Regions from separate parts of the Homo sapiens genome. Here region 2 is linked to region 1. Evidence: chromatin loops called from intact Hi-C (ENCODE). Cell type or tissue: CD14-positive monocyte. All regions are shown on one strand. Region 1 overlaps LOC105373182 (a long non-coding RNA gene). Region 2 has its middle 41 kb from the start of LINC03099.

The links. Hi-C counts contacts between places; a loop is a spot of excess contacts. Peaks named below come from ENCODE experiments on the same cell type or tissue, not always from the same donor. Only the 100,000 strongest peaks of a DNase experiment are listed, where the experiment ranks them.
Region 2: it touches region 1 in a loop (2.6-fold over the local background); 1 of 110 quality-filtered maps calls a loop at or near these places.

What each region holds. Positions count from the first base shown.
Region 1 is chrX:40,379,327-40,381,826 of GRCh38, reverse strand. All of the region lies in intron 2 of LOC105373182 (a long non-coding RNA gene), which reads right to left. Among named protein-coding and RNA genes, the nearest start is that of LINC03099, 120 kb to the right of the region's middle. In CD14-positive monocyte, no CTCF peak of the experiment used is centred here; a DNase peak (open chromatin) is centred at 996; H3K27ac peaks cover 1,648 bases.
Region 2 is chrX:40,302,842-40,305,341 of GRCh38, reverse strand. No RefSeq gene overlaps it. Among named protein-coding and RNA genes, the nearest start is that of LINC03099, 41 kb to the right of the region's middle. RefSeq lists an enhancer at 1,361-1,540. In CD14-positive monocyte, no CTCF peak of the experiment used is centred here; a DNase peak (open chromatin) is centred at 1,481; H3K27ac peaks cover 1,207 bases.

The DNA of each region.
Region 1 (2,500 bases):
AAGATCAGTGGTTGCCATGGGTTCAGTGGGGAGGGAGGTAGGGAGATGAATAGGTGGATCACAGGGGATATTTAGGGCAGTGAAACTATTATGTATGATAGTATAGTGCATTTGGAAAAACCATAGAACATACAACACCCAGAGTAGATCTTAATGTAAACTGTGGCCTTTAGTAAACAACAATGTCACTCATGCAATATATTAATAATAGGAGAAACTGAGGTAGGGGACACAGGAACTCCCTGTACTTTCTGTACCATTTTTCTATAAACTGAAAACTTCTTTAAAAATAATTTTTTAAAAAACCTGAAAATTAAGGGAAAAAAAAAGCCTACATTTGTTGAGCTCCCACAAAAGATACATAGGATATGGCTACAGTCCCAGGGGACAGACGTTCGGCTGCCGGAAGGTGCAGCCCTGCAATGGAGGACAGGCTGTCTCCCAGGGTGGACGGACAGACACGTGAAGTGTGAAGGTGCCAGGGCAGATGGCCAAGGGAAATGTCCTCGGTGCAGTGGGGATTAGGGCCTGGAGCACCGCCTCGAAGGGGAACTGGTGAGGTGGATTTGGGGTTGAGGTCTAAGAACAAAGCCCTCCTCAGGGCCAGGGTATGGGAGAGGTGGAGGGAGGAGGGCCCAGGCATACCCGGGAGGCTGGACCCTCCCCCACCCCCAACCCCTCCCCACCTCAGGGAGTCAGGCCACACGCGAACAATCCAAACAGGAGGCTGCGGGGGCCCCAGCTGGACGCTGCTTCGCACAGTTAAGGGAGAACACATCCAAAGCAAATACTTGCAATATTCAGAGCTTTCAGATGGCCATGTTTTATTCATACACATTAGCATGGGGTCTGCAGGCCCCTGAAGTCTGAAAGAAATTAGAAAATCACACTGTCAGGGCTAGAAGAGGCCTGGGGAGTGAGCTAATCCAGGCCTTCTTTTTGCAGAAGAGGAAATTGAGGTCCACAGAAGGAAGCGACCTGAGGCTGCATACAGAAAAAGAGAACCAGGCGGGGCCTGGGGTTCCCCCACATGCCAGCTTCTGCCCCTTTCCTTCTTCCTTTCCTCTCTCCCTCCCTTCCTCCTTCTTTTCCTTCCTTCCTTCCTCTTTTCCTTCCTTCCTCCCTCCCTCCCTCCCTTCCTCCCTTCCTTTTCTGCCTGCCACTGGTCTCCCTTCCGGCTGGTAACTTGTGTGGGTGCGTACTTTGTGCTACTTTCTGGGCAAGGCCAGGGGCTCCTGCTGCCTGTCCTCAAACCCTCTGGAGGTTGAGAACAATCTGAAGCCACAAAGTCTGCCCAGGCCTTGGAAAATCCAAGGCCTGCTCCTGGGTTGTTAGAGGACCTCAAAGCCCAGAGGGCAGGTGAATTTTTAAAACCACACTATGGACTCACAAGAATTTCCGTGAAAACCAGCCATGGAGTGAGTCCACAGCGACAGTGCTGCCTTTCTTCCGGGGCTCTCCCTCCAGATGCGGCAGCAGCCCTCCCCATGCCCACCTTGCCTCCCCTCCAGCTGGGAGGTTCTTGGACATAGCTCTCCTTCACTTCACTCCATCATCGCCAGCTCTGGGCATGATCTGAGCTTTCCAGATAGTGAGTATTGCGGCCGACTGGGGTGAGTGGTTTGAGCACAGGAGCTGAGTTGACTTTGGATCCTCAGTGACTCTAGGAAAGTGGTGTACAGGGCCGGCACCTGAGGGACAGCAGGTGGAGATGATTGGCAGACAGCTGAGCAAACAGGTGGGCAGCACAGGAGGGAGGTGGGGCCTGAAAGTAAACATCTGGAGGTTTCCAGCAGCAGATGGGCTTGCACGGGATAGCGGGGGCCCAGAGAAGGTGCCTGGGAGCCAGGCAGAGAAGCTGCAGGAGGAGGAAGAGGGAGGAGGAAGGCTCACTGAAGGAGCCCTGGGGGCTTAAGCAAGCTACTCCAGATCGGCTCCCTCACACTCTCACTCCCTTCTAGCCAGCCAGTCCCTGCTACAGGCTCTGGAAAGCTAAAACCTTGCCTTCTCAGACTTCCTTGCAGCCAGGAGCAGCCATGGGACAGAGCTCTGACCAGTGAGACATTAGTAGAAGCCAGCTTGTAATGGGACCTCTTCTGCCCTCTCCTTCCGCTCTCAGCCTTAACTACGGAAGTGATGGCTCCACCTGCAGAAGCCGTCGTGGGATCATGAGGGAAAAGCTGAGAGAATTGCTGTGACATCTTTGAGCTGCTTGAAATGACTCCAACACTAGCAACCAATTCCCCTCAGGATTCTCATTACAAGGAGAAAAAACAAATAAACAAACAAACAAAAAACCTCTAACACATTTAAGCCACAATTACTTGGGTTTTCCATTACTCATGCAGAAGGCAGTCAATAGTATCAAACACTATAAAGATGTGTCAGTGAGGGCCCTTTATGGAACAGAAAAGACAACTCATGTTAGCATAAGCCTTGAAGAGATTGGTTGGCTCATGTAACTAGAAAGTGCATAATCAGAAGAGGCTTCAGGACAAGT
Region 2 (2,500 bases), 76 kb after region 1:
GAAATACCTAAGTAGTCAAGTAGACACGGAAAGTAGACTGGAGGCTACCAGAGCCTGGGGTAAGGGGGCAGCAGGGAGCTTCTGTTCAAAGGGTCCTGAGTTTCTGTTTGGGAAGATGACAAAGTCCTGGAAATGGATGGCGCTAATGGTTATAGAACAATGTGAATGTTTATGTTATATATATTTAACCAAGATTTAAAAATAGAGTTTTTTTATTGACACAGAGTCTTGCTCCGTCACTGAGGCTGGAGTGCAGTGGAGCAATCTTGGCTCACTGCAACCTCCGCCGCCTGGGTTCAAGCGATTCTTGTGCCTCAGCCTCCTGAGTAGCTGGGAACACAGGCACCCACCACCACACCCAGCTAATTTTTAAATATTTTTAGTAGAGATGGGGTTTCACCATGTTGCCCAGGCTGGTCTCGAACTCCTGACCTCGGGTGATCTGACCGCCTCGGCCTCCCAAAGTGCTACAATTACAGGTGTGAGCCACCACGCCCAGCCTAAAAGAAAGAGATTTTTTACTCTTCTACTACAACTAACACCAGAACCAATGTCCCAGCCAGCCCTTTCCTCATCCCTCTCTCCCTTTTCCTCTGAGCCTATGTCACGTGGACTGCAGCAAGATGGAGCCCCCAACGCCCGAGGGTGGGATTCAATTGGTCTCCCTTTGACTCTACTCATATCAGCGTCCTCCTTGGCCACAGGTGGGCCCAAGGCCCCTCTGGCACAGTGGTGTATACCTAGTGGGTCCTTGGAAAAATTGTGACAGACGTGGTAGGTGCCTAAGCATACACCCTAGGTACTCACTTTCATATCTCCAGCTGTTTGCATGGGGGTGGCCCTGGCTGCAGGGCAGGCTGGGAGGGCCAAGGAATCATCAACCCCAGGCAACAGCCCTTAACTCATGAGTGATGGGACAGGAGGATAAATGCCCCAGCCCCTCAAGTGAGACGACTCTGGGGCAAATTCCTTGCTGGTTCCCAGGGGACCCTGGCAGGATTAAGGCTGTTTCCCACCTGCCATTCACTCGCCCTCTACAGCTCTGCTTCCCTTCCTTATCTCTGTCCCCTGTGCCCCTGCTGGTGTCTCTGGGGATCATCCCTCAAATAAACTCCTTGCACTCAGGGTCTGCTTCTGGGGGAACCCACACTAGGAAGAAATACATCACAGAGAACATACCAGACTTGATCTGGTGAAATATCAGAAACCAGATACATGGTTGTTGACATGTGAAGCCTAGTGTATTAGTCCGTTTTCACACTGCTATAAAGGACTACCTGAGACTGAGTTAAACTTATGAAGAAGAGAGGTTTAATTGACTCACAGTTCTGCAGGCTTAACAGGAAGCATGCCTGGGAGGCCCCAGGAAACTTACAATCATGCCAGAAGGTGAAGGGGAAGTAAGCACATCTTACCATGGAGGAGCAGGAGAGAGAGAGAGAGAAAAGGGGGAAGTGCCACACACTTTCAAACAACCAGATCTCATGAGAACTCACCCACTATCATGAGAACAGCAAGGGGGAAGTCCGTCCCCATGATTCATGCACCTCTCACCAAGCCCCTTCCCTGACACGTGGGGATTACAATTCGACATGGGATTTGTATGGGGACACAGAGCCAAACCATATTACCTGGGCAGAGACTGCATCTTCAACTGCCATGGAAAAGGAGATGGGCATTTCTTCTCTTTCACTCTTTCTGTCTCTCACTCTCCTTTATCTCTTCAACTTCATCTCTGCCACCCCCTCCAGCACATTCCACAATACAATGTCCACTCATTCTCTGAATTACTTACAGTTCTCTGCTCTTTCAAGTCTCCATTCCTTTCCACAGGTAGTTTTCTCTGCTGAAATGACCTTTCCCCCTTTGTCCACCTGGAAAACTCCTATTCAGCCTTCAAAACCCAGGTCAGATATCCCTTCAGGAAGCCTTCCTTGACTCTTCCCATCCCAGGAAGCAATTTACTCCCTTCACCTGTCACCTCTGTGCTTCTTCACTTAGTGTTGTAATTGAATTTGTTTCCTGTCTCCAACACGACATCCTCCCCACAAACAACACAGTGAGTTCCTTGAATGAAGAGCCTGCTATATTTCTAGCATCTGGAACACACAATGCTTAGCACATATTAGAAACTCAGTGTTGAAATTTAATAATGCTTATTCCCTTTTTATTCTGCATGAGAAATTTGAAAAATGTGTATTAGAAAGGTAGTCCTTTTACATGCCTGTAATCCCAGCACTTTGGGAGGCTAAGGCAGGAGGATCACTTGAGGTCAGGAGTTCGAGACCAGCCTGGCCAACATGGTGAAATCCTGTCTCTACTAAAAATACCCAAAAAAAAAAAAAAAAAAAAAAATTAGCCTGGCATGGTGGCCGGTGCCTGTAATCCCAGCTACTCGGGAGGCTGAGACAAGAGAATCGCTTGAACCCAGGAGGCGGAGGTTGCAGTGAGCTGAGATCGCCCCACTGCACTCCAGCCTGGGCGACAGAGCAAGATTCTG